Linked DNA regions of Homo sapiens: all the other regions are linked to region 1. The links are chromatin contacts, found by Hi-C or POLR2A ChIA-PET in ENCODE. All regions are on one chromosome and are shown on one strand. The core of a region is the stretch at or near the end of the contact, and the rest is flanking DNA. Distances in the headings are between cores, read along the strand shown. Region 1 holds the start of PPP1CB-DT (PPP1CB divergent transcript). Region 2 holds the start of SUPT7L (SPT7 like, STAGA complex subunit gamma). Region 3 holds the start of NRBP1 (nuclear receptor binding protein 1). Region 4 holds the start of AGBL5 (AGBL carboxypeptidase 5). Region 5 holds the start of SLC5A6 (solute carrier family 5 member 6).

The links. A loop is a pair of places that touch in the nucleus more often than their neighbours do. ChIA-PET counts read pairs that join two places held with the same protein, here RNA polymerase II (POLR2A). Pooled maps may share reads with other maps.
Region 2: a loop to region 1 is called in a map with no recorded cell type, with 10 times the contacts of the local background. The contact joins the promoter of SUPT7L here to the promoter of PPP1CB-DT in region 1. A Hi-C loop is called at or near these places in 1 of 37 single-sample maps with no recorded cell type and 7 of 50 pooled maps. POLR2A ChIA-PET finds 5 or more read pairs at or near these places in 2 of 52 experiments (BJ and endothelial cell of umbilical vein).
Region 3: a loop to region 1 is called in a pooled map, with 13 times the contacts of the local background. The contact joins the promoter of NRBP1 here to the promoter of PPP1CB-DT in region 1. A Hi-C loop is called at or near these places in 2 of 37 single-sample maps with no recorded cell type and 9 of 50 pooled maps. POLR2A ChIA-PET finds 5 or more read pairs at or near these places in 2 of 52 experiments (H1 and activated CD4-positive, alpha-beta memory T cell).
Region 4: a loop to region 1 is called in a pooled map, with 17 times the contacts of the local background. The contact joins the promoter of AGBL5 here to the promoter of PPP1CB-DT in region 1. A Hi-C loop is called at or near these places in 2 of 37 single-sample maps with no recorded cell type and 6 of 50 pooled maps.
Region 5: a loop to region 1 is called in a pooled map, with 8 times the contacts of the local background. The contact joins the promoter of SLC5A6 here to the promoter of PPP1CB-DT in region 1. A Hi-C loop is called at or near these places in 2 of 37 single-sample maps with no recorded cell type and 7 of 50 pooled maps.

Annotation. Positions count from the first base shown.
Region 1 is chr2:28,750,344-28,753,064 of GRCh38, reverse strand. PPP1CB-DT (PPP1CB divergent transcript) reads left to right here and starts at 1,309. Exons shown (of 5, transcript XR_007086259.1): 1 at 1,309-1,422; 2 at 2,680-2,721. PPP1CB (protein phosphatase 1 catalytic subunit beta) reads right to left here and starts at 1,235. Exons shown (of 8, transcript NM_002709.3): 1 at 889-1,235. The coding sequence starts at 940. RefSeq lists silencers at 583-802, 1,293-1,482 and enhancers at 665-1,309, 1,613-1,822.
Region 2 is chr2:27,662,211-27,664,910 of GRCh38, reverse strand. SUPT7L (SPT7 like, STAGA complex subunit gamma) reads left to right here and starts at 1,297. Exons shown (of 6, transcript NM_014860.3): 1 at 1,297-1,582; 2 at 2,630-2,700. It overlaps SLC4A1AP (solute carrier family 4 member 1 adaptor protein), which reads right to left and starts at 1,022. Exons shown (of 14, transcript NM_018158.3): 1 at 334-1,022. The coding sequence starts at 996.
Region 3 is chr2:27,427,235-27,429,934 of GRCh38, reverse strand. It overlaps NRBP1 (nuclear receptor binding protein 1), which reads right to left and starts at 1,304. Exons shown (of 18, transcript NM_013392.4): 1 at 1,204-1,304. RefSeq lists a silencer at 787-936.
Region 4 is chr2:27,050,287-27,052,986 of GRCh38, reverse strand. It overlaps AGBL5 (AGBL carboxypeptidase 5), which reads right to left and starts at 1,319. Exons shown (of 15, transcript NM_021831.6): 1 at 1,194-1,319; 2 at 1-74. The coding sequence starts at 28. It overlaps TRY-GTA2-1 (tRNA-Tyr (anticodon GTA) 2-1), which reads right to left and starts at 2,205; the gene lies at 2,117-2,205. It overlaps TRA-AGC8-1 (tRNA-Ala (anticodon AGC) 8-1), which reads right to left and starts at 1,773; the gene lies at 1,701-1,773. RefSeq lists silencers at 819-868, 889-1,328, 1,732-2,026 and enhancers at 1,065-1,564, 1,879-2,108, 2,279-2,568.
Region 5 is chr2:27,210,938-27,213,637 of GRCh38, reverse strand. It overlaps SLC5A6 (solute carrier family 5 member 6), which reads left to right and starts at 1,370. Exons shown (of 17, transcript NM_021095.4): 1 at 1,370-1,618; 2 at 2,105-2,171. It overlaps ATRAID (all-trans retinoic acid induced differentiation factor), which reads right to left and starts at 1,597. Exons shown (of 7, transcript NM_001170795.4): 1 at 1,171-1,597; 2 at 340-461. The coding sequence starts at 1,269. RefSeq lists silencers at 1,174-1,423, 1,614-1,933.

The DNA of each region.
Region 1 (2,721 bases), core at 60-2,559:
TCCCGGCTAGTCCACCTCTTCGTTTTCCCCCCTTGCCTTCCCACCAACATAAAACTATTCAATAAGAACACTTGAGCCCGGAAAGTTCAAATGCTGCGTAGACCTACAAATACCTTTCGAATACAAGACAGGCTTTAAAAATAGATTTTCACTAAGTTTGTGCAGAAATTAAGCTCTGCTCAAATCAAATGCAAAAGCCAATCCCTTCAGCAAACCCATCTACATACATCACATTTCTTAGGTGCATCTTCAACCTGATCAAATATCTTGTCTTACAATTTTTTTAGGCCAAGTAACAAACGGTAGATTAATTCCCGCTAATTTTATCCTCTCTTTAAGAAGAATCCATTCTATATAGCATTGTGTAAAAATGCAGAGCAGACGAAGCAGTCCTGTTAAGGACAGGTTTATATATATATACGTAAAATTCACTCCCGGAACGACAATCGGAGGCAGCCAAGGGCAATGCACAAAGAGAACAGAGAAGAACAGTGATTCCACGGACGCACAAAGCCCAGTGGCAGGCATCCTCTCCCCATCCTCGGGTCACCGGAGGCGAGCACCACGGCGCGCGGAGCCCGGCGGCCTTTCCGAAAGGCTGTCTCCCGCAGACCCGCTCCGCACAGCCTTCGGCCGGCGGGCCTGGCCCCCGAGGGTCCGCGGGAACGGCCCCCTCTCCCCCGATCTCCCCTGACCGCGCTCCCAGAGGCCGCTCCCCCGCGCCCAGAGCCTCCTCGCCCCCTCCTCGGTTCGTCCGCCGCGCCGCGCTCCCAGAGACTCGTCTCGGGGCGGGAAAGGGGTCCCCTCGCGTTCCGGCGGCAGACGGGGACGCAGGGGTCGGCGGCGGTGCCCGACCTCCCTCTGTCCCGCGGCCAGGCGCGCACTCACCCTCCAGCAGCCGGGTGATGAGGCTGTCCACGTTCAGCTCCCCGTCCGCCATCTTGTCGGCACAGACTCTCCTTCCCAGCAGCGGGAACAAGGGCTTCTCGGCGGCGGAGGCTGCGGCGACGGCTCGGCGTTCTCTCACCTACAAGTCACGCGGCGTTTCGACCCCGGCTCCAACTCCCCCTTTTCCCGGGCCCTCCCCCCACCCCCTCCCCGCCGGGTAGCGAGAGCGCGCGCACACTCGGAGGCACCCACGGAAAATAAATAAATAAACAAGAGAGGCCCCCTCGAACAGGGCCGCGTCAGACCCAGGCCGCCACCTCCTCCTCCTCGGCACCGCCCAGCTCCGCAAAGCTCACCAGCGCCGCCGACGGCCCCACCCGCAGCGCCACTCACTCCGCACGTCCCTTGCGCGCCGCCGCGTCACGCAGCTCTCCGCGCAGGCGCGCGGTGCGCTCCCCGCCGAGGCTCCCCTCGACGCCTGGGCCGCCGCGCAACCGCACTGGAGCGGCTTCTCCCGCTGCCGTCTTCGCGCAGGTGCGTCGCCCTCTCTCCACGTCCACGGCGCCGAGTCTCGCCACGGTGGCGCAGGCGCCAGGGAGGTTCCCCGGCTTTGCCGCGCGGAGGAAGTCCCGGTTACGCAGAGCGCGCTGGGGCAGGGCTGACCTTCCCCTTTCTCTACTTCACTGGCCTCCTCCAGACGTGGTGGTTGCGCCCTTTCGGCCTCGCTTTCCGTTTTTTGGCTTCATCCCCTAGATCTGCAAACAGTTCCTCGTGTTTCTTCCGTTAGCCGGGAAACGCGAACTGCAGCGTTTGGGACCCGGGTTTGCGCGTGTGGAAAGCAAAAGGGGTTACTCTGCTGGAGTTCGACATTGCAAATAAAGGTCTTTATCCCCGGCGGTTCTACAAAATTAGTTCTGCAGGGATTCTGGTTGAAAGAAGCGTTAAAGTGGGCCTTGTAGGAGTCAGCAATAATCCAATTTTACATGGGTGCAGGTGGCTGCCTGTGTCTAGCGCTTTCACACATCTCATATCTTCATCCACGCCGTGGGTATTTTTTTTCCACGGTGTGTTTCTGTTGCTGCCTCCAGTATATTGCTTAATCATCCTACCTGGTAATTATTTATGCATTTTTCTCCTACTCTCGACTCAGCTCCTAGGGAATAAAAACACATTAACTTATCTTTGTGCCCACAGCACCCACCAAGTATTTCCATCACGTAATACTGCCTCTAGAAAGGCAGGAGGAGAAGCAGTCACGCTAAGGATCTAGGCAAGCCAGATCTTTTGTCCGGTTTTAGGAGGTGGCCAGCCCTTACTTATTCCACAAGTGTTTTTCCAGAAACTCAGACTTGATATTGCCTCAAGTCCAAGGCAGTGTGCTTCCCCCACTCACATATCACTAATAGTAGCTAACATTTGTTCAGATCCCTGTATGTACTCTGCCACTGTTTTAAATGTTACACCCGGGTTACCTCATTTAATCCTTACAACTGCCCTGTGAGGTAGGTACTATTATTATCTCTACTTTGTAGATGGGATTCACCGAGGCACAGACGGTTAAAAAACCTAGCCCAAATAACACAAATAAACAGCAGAGCATGCAGTGCTAGAGTCTGCATTCTTAACAATTGCTATATTCTCCCTCTCCGTGAATGTGGGCTGAGATGCTGAAACAGGCATGTGCTGTGGGGGAGAAAAAGCTTTGTCCAACCAAGTGCTTTCTAATGTCCAGATGACATAGAGCTAGGATTTCCTAATGTCTTTTTTCCCCTATTTTTCTCTCCATTTCAGGGTTGAGTTTGTGCATCGATTGTGAACACAACAGGCAGCAGG
Region 2 (2,700 bases), core at 48-2,547, 1.1 Mb after region 1:
TTTTTTTAAGAGACAGGGTCTTGCCATGTTGCCCAGCCTCCTCTCAAACTCCTGGGCTAAAGCGATCCTCCCGCCTGGGCCTCCCAAAGTGTTGGGATTACAGGCGCGAGCCACCGCGCCTGGCCAAACAAGTTATTTTAGAGTTCGGGATTGTGAACATGACTTTCAGAAATATAGCAATGTGTACAGCCGTCTGAAGATGATAGGCCAGACTTGATTCCTTCACTTTCGTAATCGCTGAGTGGGAGATTCTTCTTCCTCATCCAAAGCTTAAGAAGCACAAGAACGCAGTCCAATGAACCCGAAATTTCAATTCTAGGTTTTTCTACCTACCTGCAGGATAAAGAGCCGGGTGCTGCCTCCAAAGCGAACAACATGCCCAACGTGGACTCGACAGTAGGTGCGAGGTGGGATGCGAGTTTTGTTGAGAAAAGTGCCATGGGTGCTTCCCAGATCGTAGAGGTAGAAGCCCGGCCCGTTGCTGTCGCATTCTCCGTCAGGGCCGGACGCCCTGTGCTGCAGCACTGCGTGGTACCGAGACACCGAAGGGTGCTCCAGGCACACGTCGCAGCCAGACAGCCTCCCGAAAAGGCAGTAACTCGTCCCTTTCAAGCTACGGGTGCCAAGGATAGTGCCGCCCTTCAGGGTCTCTAAGCTGTAGGGGGCTGTGGCAGGGCCACCCCATGGAGGCTCTTGGTAGGGGGGAGCCCGGGCTGGACCGCCAGGGGAAGAAACCGCTGTCGGGGGGCGCGACTGCTCCTCCTGTAGACTCCTAAAATCACCGCAGTCCGGCTGAGGAGGAGGGATGTCGGGCTCCCCAGAATTGGAGTCCTGCAACGCAGTGGGCCCTTCCTTCTGTACCTCCTCAGGGTTTGAAGAACTGCTGGCCGGGGCCTTACTCCGCGCCGCTGGGGACACCGGCAGAGCTGGCTTCTTGAAGTCCCCACTGAGGTCTTGCGACGCCAGGGTCTCTGACTGAGAGAGAATGTCAGCCATCCTCAACCGGTGCAACTTCGAAATCCGCTCCTTCGAAACCCACCCTTCGGTCTTTACGTTCCTGTCCACGTCCCACTCTCCCAAGCTCCCAGTGGCGTCTGTAGGCGGCGATGGTGAAGTTGCTCCTTCACGACCTGGAGCGTTGCGAAGTGGTGCTAACATGAGAAGGTCATAATATGAGAAAAACAAAACGGTTATCGGGATGCTGTGCAGAACGGGGACATATTTAGAGGTTACAACGGGATCGTAATGACTTCCTGTTGCATAGCTTGATTGAGAAGAAGCGCTTCCGGCGGTCTTAGATCACTAATCAACAAACCAGCTTTCGGGGTCTGACGCGATCCTTGCCTCAGGCCTCTCGAGGTCCAGACAGCCGCCCAGCCCGCTCTGCGACGCAGCAGTGAATAGTGTGGTACCTCCTTGTCTCGGTTCAGGTCCAGACCTCCCCGTCTTCCGGCTGCCCTGAACGTCAGGCGACCTCAGGACCCTGTGATTGGCGCCTGCGCCGGCGGACCGTGACCGAGGAAACCCCTGGAGGGACTTGGGCATTCCTTGGGCTCCGTGCCTGTTCTTCGTGCTCCTTTCGGTAAAGTAAGGGAAGAGGGCGACTTTTTTGTTATTTCGTTCATTCATTTATTTTTTTTCTGAAATTATTAAGGCAGAATAGTTAAGTGGTTAAGAGAGCAGACTCTGGAGACTGTCGATTTTTGACCTCGCCATTTGTGACATTGGGCAAGACACTAGGCCTCAGCCCTCACTCTGAAAAATGGGGATAAGATTATTAGCCTCATAGGGTTGTTGGAAGAATTGAATCAAACAATAAAGGCCAGCCAGACCGGTGGCTCATGCCTGTAATCCCAACATTTTGGGAGGCTGAGGCGGGAGGATTGCTTGAGCCCAGGAGTTCCAGAGGAGGCTGGGCAACATGGCGAGACCCTGTCTCGCCAAAAAAAAAAAAAAAAAAGAAAAAATCCAGGTTTGATGGTGCGCGCCTGTAGTCCCAGCTACTCCAGAGGCTGAGGTGGGAGGATTGCTTGGTCCCAGGAGGTTGAGGCTGCAGTGAACCATGACTGCACCACTGCACTCCAGCCTGGGCTACAGAGTGAAACCCTGTCTCAAAAAAGAAACAAACAAAAAAGGTGAAGTCTGGCATATAGTAAACATTCAACAAATGCCAGATATTTCTGTGTGCCTGGCCCTGTAACAAGACCACAGCCATAAGAAATAGACGGGCAGAAAAAATCTATTGCGATAAGTACTAATTAAAATCCAAGGATAACTGCTGTGACATAGACTTGCAAAGCACTGTGAGAATAGAGAAAGGGAGATGCACTGGTGAAGTGACGGACGGTGGGGACTTATGCTGTACTTAAAAATGAATATGAGTCTGCCAGGGATGTGCAAGGTTGGCAGAGCATTTCTGGCAGAGTTCACAGCTGAAAGTGTCAATTGTGGAAATGTACAGCATTCTCAAGAAACTGAGTAGTATAATGTTGTTAGAACAAAGGTAGTCATTTCACCCAGGAAGCTCCTCCTTTGTGCTTCCAGTACCCCAGGTCCATATACCTCTAGAACAGTACTTACCATGTTTCATATTGAAATATTCTGCTTCTGTTTCTCTTCCTCACTTCAGGGCAAGGATCTCACATTATCAGTCTTTGACCGACACAGAATGCCTGGCATTTGATAAATGTTTGTTGAACT
Region 3 (2,700 bases), core at 55-2,554, 1.3 Mb after region 1:
TAAAATCTGAACAACTAAATAAAATTCCCAGCCAGACTACAGTAGGAAATAACAGTAGAATTCTAATACAGGAAAGCTGTAGCCAATGGGCTCCAGAGAAACTTCTGGACCGAGGACACAAATAACTAATCCACAGTAGGGCACCACAGGAGACACCAACCCTTCATCAGAGATAGATGCCCTTGGAATTTGCTTATCCCCCCCACCTTCCTAATTTTTGTGACTTTTTATCCCTTCCTAATTTTTCCTTCGCAGGCAAAATGAGGGCAGTGCCCAAGATTCTCCAGCACTACTCCTATTGATGAAGAAACCTCTGCGACACTGGGAGTTTTGTCTCGGAGCCGCTGAGAGGTTTTAAAGAGATAACACATGGAAAAGCTCATATACTCCCATAAGGGGATTCTCGCCGCCTCCAGCCACCCTGAGACATGCAGTGTGTTCACTTTGGAGTAATGCAGATCGCCCTGCAAAGTTTTTCCCCGACACTTTCGTTTATTGGACAGCAGCCCCTCTGCGTGTCAACTCCTCTGCAAGAGCTCACGGGCCCAGGCCTCTCAGCTGTCCTCACCCTGAACGGACCAGAGGGCCTCTGAGACCCGCAGCACAGTCCAGTCGGAAATAAAACCGCTCTGGGGAGGAACCCGGCCCCTAGAATTTCACACTCCAACAGGTCGCATGCCCTGCGTCTGGAAGGCAGCCGCGGCCCGCGCGGGAACCAGGCTGGGGCCCAGGGAGCCAGCGGCGGCCACCTCATCAAAGGCCGGACCGACAGCGCAGTCAGGGGCGCAGGCCACGCCCCCGCGCAGTCTGCGCACCTCCCCGCGAGCAGGCCAGGCCAGGCCGCCGAGCTTCCGCAGGCCGCCGGGCCGCGACCGCCGCCCCCGCCCCCGCCCCCACCCGCCGGGCCCCGCCTCTCGCAGCCGGAGTTCCAAGCGAACGCCAGGGCCTCCCGACCCGCGCCCGCAGAATCCCGGGGCGCCGCCGCCAAGCCAGAGACGCCAGGGAGGGCTAAGCAGCGACTGCGGGGCCGAAGCGGCCCCTCGGCTCCAGCAGGCAGGGCCCGATCGGGCCTGGGCTACTGAGTGAGCAGGGCCGCCTTCAGCACCCGACTGGCGGGTCCCACCGTCCCGGGCCTCGGAGGCCGATCCTTCCGTCCTCTCGCGAACCCCTCCCTCCCGGGCCCTCTTTTCCCTGGGCGCTCACCTCCCGACTCCGCGCCCCGCAGCCTGCGCTTCAGCTCCAGCTCGGGTTCCGGGGCCCCGGATCACAGCGACTCCCTCACAGCTGCGCTCCGCAGCGCAACCGAACTGCGGGCCCCGCCCTCGCGGCGCCCGGACCAACGATGGGCGGTGCCGCACCGCCGGCAGGTTTCCATTGGGTGACGTTCTGGGTGGGCGGGGCCCGGCCCTCGGGCGTTCGCTGGGGTGGGCTTCCACCCGCTCTCCTCCCCTTGCGCCGGTCCGGCCGAGACCTCTCGGAGGGGTCGATGTTTTCGGTCCCAGCTGGGGCTCGTCTCTCTGTCCACCCCACCGCCCGGTCCAGGTGCCCCAGATGGTTCTGCTGGACGCAGAGAGGGCCTCCTACCTCTTCTTGAAGGCGCCATGACAGTTCTAATGCCTGGAAAAGACAAAAGGAGCGAAAGACATAGCCTCAGTCCGAGAGGAGCGCCCCCACCCCAGCCCCCGCCTGCATTATTTTGGAACGAGACTGGTGTGCAGGACGCCAATTCTCCGGAAAGCTTTTAAAATTTACCTAACACTGAAAATTAGTAGTTAACGCTTGGTGATTGCTTAGCACTATTTGCTTAAACTTTGTAAGAGGTTTTCACAGATGTTATTTCATTTGATCCTCATAAGAACGAACTCATTGAAATTATCATTCAATGGTAGTTGACAAATGCAAAAACCTGAATCAGAGGTATTAAGCTATTAACCGAAAGTTAAGTTGGTAAGAGCCAAGTCTAGAATCCGAAACAGTAAATTTCATCAAAGGAGACTACGTTGAGAAGATGTTTGGAAAGAATTTAGATTGGTTTCGAGTTAGTGGAAAGAAAAGATGATAAATTCTTGGTGAGCTATTAATCTGCGAAAACTAAGCGCGGAGCCTTCAGGATGGAAGTTCACTCTGCCCTTAGACGTGTATGATGGAGGGAAGATGATGAATCAATCAACAGAACTTGGAAATGTCACAATCACCAAATTTTACTGTCATTAAAGAGAATCTCTAATCCTGTTTCACTGGGAGAAAGGACAACTGGCAGAAACCCTCTCGTTTTCTCATCATCTCAAAATACTCGTTTTTAAAACCAATCTTTCGGCCGGGCGCGGTGGCTCACGCCCAGCACTTTGGGAGGCCGAGGTGGGCGGATCACTTGAGGTCAGGAGTTCGAGACCAGCCTGCTCAATGTAGTAAAACTCCGTCTCTACTAAAAATACAAAAATTAGCCGGGCGAGGTAGCACATGTCTGTTCTCTCAAGCTGCTTGGGAGGCTGAGGCGGGAAGATCACTTGAGCCCAGGAGGCAGAGGTTGCAGTAGGCCAAGACTGCACGACTACGCTCCAGCCTGGGCAACAGAGTGTGAGAATCCGTCTCAAAAAAAAAAAAAAAAAAAAAAAAAAAAAAATATATATATATATATATATATATATATATATATATATATATATGTATGTATGTTTTACCCTTTCTTCCTTGATTCTT
Region 4 (2,700 bases), core at 70-2,569, 1.7 Mb after region 1:
ACAGCAATCCCCCACAGCGCAGCTCCATGGTGGGGCTGGGAAAGCATCCTCCTGCCCCGCTCTGGCCCTGAGAGCTGGGGGAAAACAAGGGTTAGGTTAAGGAGGAAAGGGAAGACAAATCGAAGAGTTTTCTGGGTATCTCTTGATAAATAAGAGCTATTCTTAGGGAGTGCCCTATGAAACAAAAGGCTGTCTCCCTCTTAGAAAACATAGAAGTGGTCTTCCAGCAAAGGCCAAGAGAAAGCAGCATTCTGTACCCCAACACTAAGGGTTGTAAATGACCTAAAGGGACCCCATTTTACTTTAGCTTGGCTGTTCCCAAATAAAACTCAGTGGCTTAACTATGTTGAAAAACACTAAACTCTCAGCTGCTTTGCAGCCCAAAGATTAGAGAATATAATCAGAGAGGTCAGATTTTCCAAACCTAGCCAAGATACACTCACCACCATACATGGCCACCTTTAGAGATGGGCCGTTCTGGATCTCTGGCTCTGCACTCTCCAGCACAGAGCAGAGAGAGGAATCGAGGTTCTGAGTGTAAATGGGTAGTCCTCTCTCCAGCCTCTGTCCTCACAAGTACTGAGCGGACATTCTGGTGTTGCTCCCCTGAGCCCTGGAAGGGCTGGTTCTTCCTTTTTTGTTCCTACCTTATGCCTAGTATGGAGAAAAACTATAACAGTGGTGCCTCTGCCAAGCCAAAGGCTACTGGGCTCACCTAGCGACTGGAGCTCCCTTCCAGCCAGGGCATGGGTCTGTTTCCATCCCCCTCCGCCCCGTAAGCACTGCACCCTGAGAAAGCTACCCTAGTAGCTGTGGATGAGTAATGGGTGTTCTCAGCACCCCTAAAAGAGGTGGGCTGCTAGAGTCCCACTCGGGGGAAGGAGGCTGGCTTCTCCACCCTCGACTCGCGGGGAACCGTCACACCGAGCGGGCTTGCCCTGGGCAGGGTGGGACTGGGAGGCATGGAAGGGGTCGAGACGGGCTCCCGCGGCAGGGGATTAGGCAGGGAGGGCCTAGGAGTCAGAGGTGAGGCCACGGAGCTGGGCGGGGTCGGGACCGCGTAAGCCAGGTCGGGAGCGGGGTGCGGGGTGGCCTTCGAGGGGCTCGGGCTCAAGGGGCTGAGAGAAGGGGGCGGGGCCGGGGCTGGCGGGGCCGGGGCTGGCGGGGCCCGTAGTCCGCGCAGAGCCCCTCACCTCTCTCCGGGCCGGTGATCCCGCTCCCTCTCCCGCTAGCGAGGCCGCACCTTGGGCCCCGGCACCCGGGCCCTCCACCCGGGCCCCCAAAAACACCCGAGCGCCGCGGTGCCGGGACCCCGCTCTGCCAGGAAACAAGAAGTCTCTCGCCTATTGGCCGTGGCTGCAGCTGGCGACCCGCCCAGTAAAGCTCGCTACCATTGGTCAGCTCTCAGGGTTCCTCGCACGTTAGTGGGTACCTGAGCGAGTGTCGTTCGGGGACGATGGCGGGCAGGAGCGGCCGGAGGGTTCTAGCAGCGTCTTCCGGAAGACGGTTAACGGCCTGCCTGCCGGGAGGCGGGAAAGATAAAGCGGCAGAAACTGGGACTCAACTGCGAAATAAAAAGACATCGTGTGAAACTCCTTATCGCTTAACAGTCTTGTGTCTCTAAAATGAAACACGTAGCCCACTGCGCCGGGAATCCCTCCCGTTTTGTGTTCTGTAGTGTGACGGACGCAAAAGCTGAGTGGAGGATGCGGGCATCGATCCCGCTACCTCTCGCATGCTAAGCGAGCGCTCTACCATTTGAGCTAATCCCCCGCCTGCTGCTTAGTTCTTTCCCTTTGCCTTACAGGTTCACTGCACTGTTCACTGACCAGTGGATCAACCACAGTTCAGGACATTTATTTAGCAGAGTACAATACAGTGGCATCCATGTGCAAGATTCTAAAAATCAAGCATATAATCGTGTGCTTAAGCAGAAAACATTCTAAAACACGTTACCACATGTACATTGAACGCAGAAAGAGCGTTACCGTATACTACATACTACGGTGTTCCCTATGGACTGACGGCAGTACGAATGCTAAGTCACAGGAGGCCTCCAAGCCTTTCCCCTTATGGGATAATTGAATTAAATTGAGGTTAAAAATTACAGACGAAGTCCTTCGAGCCGGAATCGAACCAGCGACCTAAGGATTGCCACGCCCTATCCACTACAGTCCTCCGCTCTACCAACTGAGCTATCGAAGGCTCCGCTGCGATAAGATGCTGCTGATAGCCCTCTAATGCTTACCGCAACCTCATCCAGCCATGACCCCCGCTTTCTCCAGCTGAAGGAACCTGCCAGGGCAGGAGACCCATGGGACCTCACAGAGCTGAGAAAGCCGGAGACCCAAAGGCAAGGAAAAGAAGCTGCCCAAAGTCCGGGTTCTCAGGCCAGAACGGAGGCCACACCGGCCCTGAGCTTCCCGGCTTTTTAACAAAATGTTCCCAACACCCCGCGGTGGTTTCTCCTGGACCGCGAACGCCGAGCCCGCCGCCGCCTCCTGGAGCTCCGGGGCAGCGCTTGTGCCGCGGTACCTGCACTCACAGGGGCTTTGCGACCGCGACGCGCAAACCCTGCTCGAGAGCCGATGGGCCACTTTGGCTGCTCCTGCTCCACATTTCCCTTGGCTTCTCCGGACGTGCTCTCCTGACGCGAACGACATTCGCTCGGCCAATTAACTCAGGTTTTGTCAGGCTCTA
Region 5 (2,700 bases), core at 121-2,620, 1.5 Mb after region 1:
GAGTGATAATGGAAAATGTTGGTTTTCTAAAAGCTTAATACAGAGAAGTATTTAGGTAGATGAAGGAAAGAAGAGAATGGAAGCAAAACATAACATTTTGAGTTTGAAGTTAGGGTGCACTCAGTAGGAAATGCTTAATAGGAAGCTAGAGGTACCCGTATGTACCTGGAGTGTGGAAAGGTTAAAAAAGACACTAAAGAGATCTAGTTTTGGTAGACATCTGCGTGATGATTACAGCTGAAACCATAATAGGTGGATTCTTTAAATAATATAAGGGTATAAAAGCAGCCAGGCTAAGGAATGGCCTGTATCCAGCATCTAGGGATGTCTTCCCCTCACCCCAAGATGGTGCCCTTCTGATTCAGGCAGCAACGGGCATGCAGCATTAGCTCTCGTGTCGTTTTACAATAAAAGGCCACTTTTGACAAATTTTGCACGCTCCCTGGACATTGGGTGCATATCTGCAGAAGAGAAAGAAACATTAGAACTCCAGAAAGAAAAGCCAAGAAAAGAACAAACGGCGATCAAGAATTAACTGCCAGTACACGTTTCCAGAATTCCTCTAACACGGGGCCGATAAATGGATAAACGGCTCGTGTCCCACCCTTGTAACAGGCTAGGCTAGGAGATGCCATCTCTTCCTCCAGAGTCCTGCGCCGAATCAGCTCCCGACACTTTCAGTACCAGATATCGCACAGGGAAGGTCCTCATCTCTGAAGATCACTATTCGAACTTATTTATTATGCTTTCTGCAGAGACTTCTCAATCTGACAGCCCTAGTTTGGCGCGGTGTAAAACGACCGCAGGTACGTAAAGAACTCATCAAGCATTACAAAAGTACAGCCCTACCACCGCACGATATATGGCGTTCGTGCGTAGAGAGATTACACAAGAGGCAGAGGACCCGTCTGTAGAAAGAACTTAAAGTTATTCTAAAATTAAGGGGCGAAATCAAGTTTCACAGGTCTTTGAAAGTCGGCAGGACTGGGGCGCCGAAGGCCTGCACGACGTGAGTACTTGGGAACAGGACCTGGCTGGGCAGGGTCGGGAAGCGTCAGGGACGAAATCAGAACCGCAGGCCCGCCGAGGAGAAGGGGGAGCCGCTGGCGAGCGCGACGCACGGCTGGCCAGCGACCCTGCTTCAGCCCGACCTCAAACTTGCTTCTGTACCTCGGGTAGCGCCAGAGCCCTTTCCACGCCCAGAGCGAGGAGCAGGGCGGCAGCCCAGGGCACCAGGGTCGTAAGACTACCCGGGTCGTGAGGCGCCATTTTCCGTTCCCTTGGTGCTCCGCTGCTCGCGCGACCCGGCCCCGCGGCCCCGCCCCGCAGCGCGTCAGGCCCTCTTCCCCGGGCGTGGCCTAAGCGGCCCGGTCCAGTCGCCCTGGGGCTGCTTGGGGGCTTTTCCTGCTCGTGGAGCTCTGCGCTGGTCTTCATGCGCCCTAGCCCTCTTTCGGGGATACTGGCCGACCCCCTCTTCCTTTTCCCCTTTAGTGAAGGCCTCCCCCGTCGCCGCGCGGCTTCCCGGAGCCGACTGCAGACTCCCTCAGCCCGGTGTTCCCCGCGTCCGGACGCCGAGGTCGCGGCTTCGCAGAAACTCGGGCCCCTCCATCCGCCCTCAGTAAACATGGCGGCACGGCGAGCGGGGCGGGCAGGGGGCGGGCAGGGGGCGGGGCCCCCGCGGGCTCCCGGCCAGGGCTCTCGGCCGGGCTCTGGCTACCCACGTGTGGAGACCGGGCAGGTGGGCCTGGAGAGCGTGAGCCGGTGCCGAGAGGCACCGGGGAGCGGCGTCTGAGCCGGGGCGGGGACAAGGGGGCGGGGAGGGGCGGAGCGAGCCGGCCTCCGGCGTGGGTCTGAGATCTTAAGTGCGAGCGGTAAGGTGGTGGTCTCCGCCGCGTAGAGGGAAGCGGGAAACCGAGAAAGAACGAGGGTGAGGGTGATGAGGGAAGGGCAAACCTCAAACTCCAGCGGGAGGACACGAGCCTGGATCGCCCCGGGCACCTAGTCCTCTTCACCTCAATGCTGATAGCGCATAGCGTCCCGGAGCCTGGCGAGGAGGTAGGAGCGGGATAGACGCTTCCCTAACTCATTTTCTTTGCCTTCCCAGGAAAAGGGAGCGATGTTGATCTCAGGAAGCACAAAGGGACCTTCCTAGCTCTGACTGAACCACGGAGGTAAGGGAGTGCGTTGCTGCCCCAGGGTGGGCCAGCGCCCTGACTGAAGGGCGCCAGGGGATCCCTGCTCCCGGCGCGACAGTGTTGGTTAGGGCCAGCCAGAAAGCTCCTTAAAGCCGACCCAAGTGATCATCTCGAGTAGCCGAGCCAGGCTTCCCTTCCACATTACCCCCATGGTGTCTGCCTGGAAGTTCCTGAAAGGTTTACGTTTAGCTGGCTGGCAAATTTTCTAAGGTGTTAGTAGCTATTAGCATTTTAAGGAGGGCCCCCAAAGCCTTTCACACCTTGAGGAATTATAGGCCCCAGGACAGATTTTGAGGGAATCTTTTTGGAACAGTTAGTCCTGCAGTGGTCTCATTGCCTTTTGTAGGAGTCAATGCGATCCACTGCAGTGTGTGACCAAAGTGAGTTCAGGTTTTTATTTTTATTTTTATTTTTATTTTGAGACGGAGTCTCGCTCTGTCGCCCAGGCTGGAGTGCAGTGGCGCGATCTCGGCTCACTGCAAGCTCCGCCTCGCGGGTTCACGCC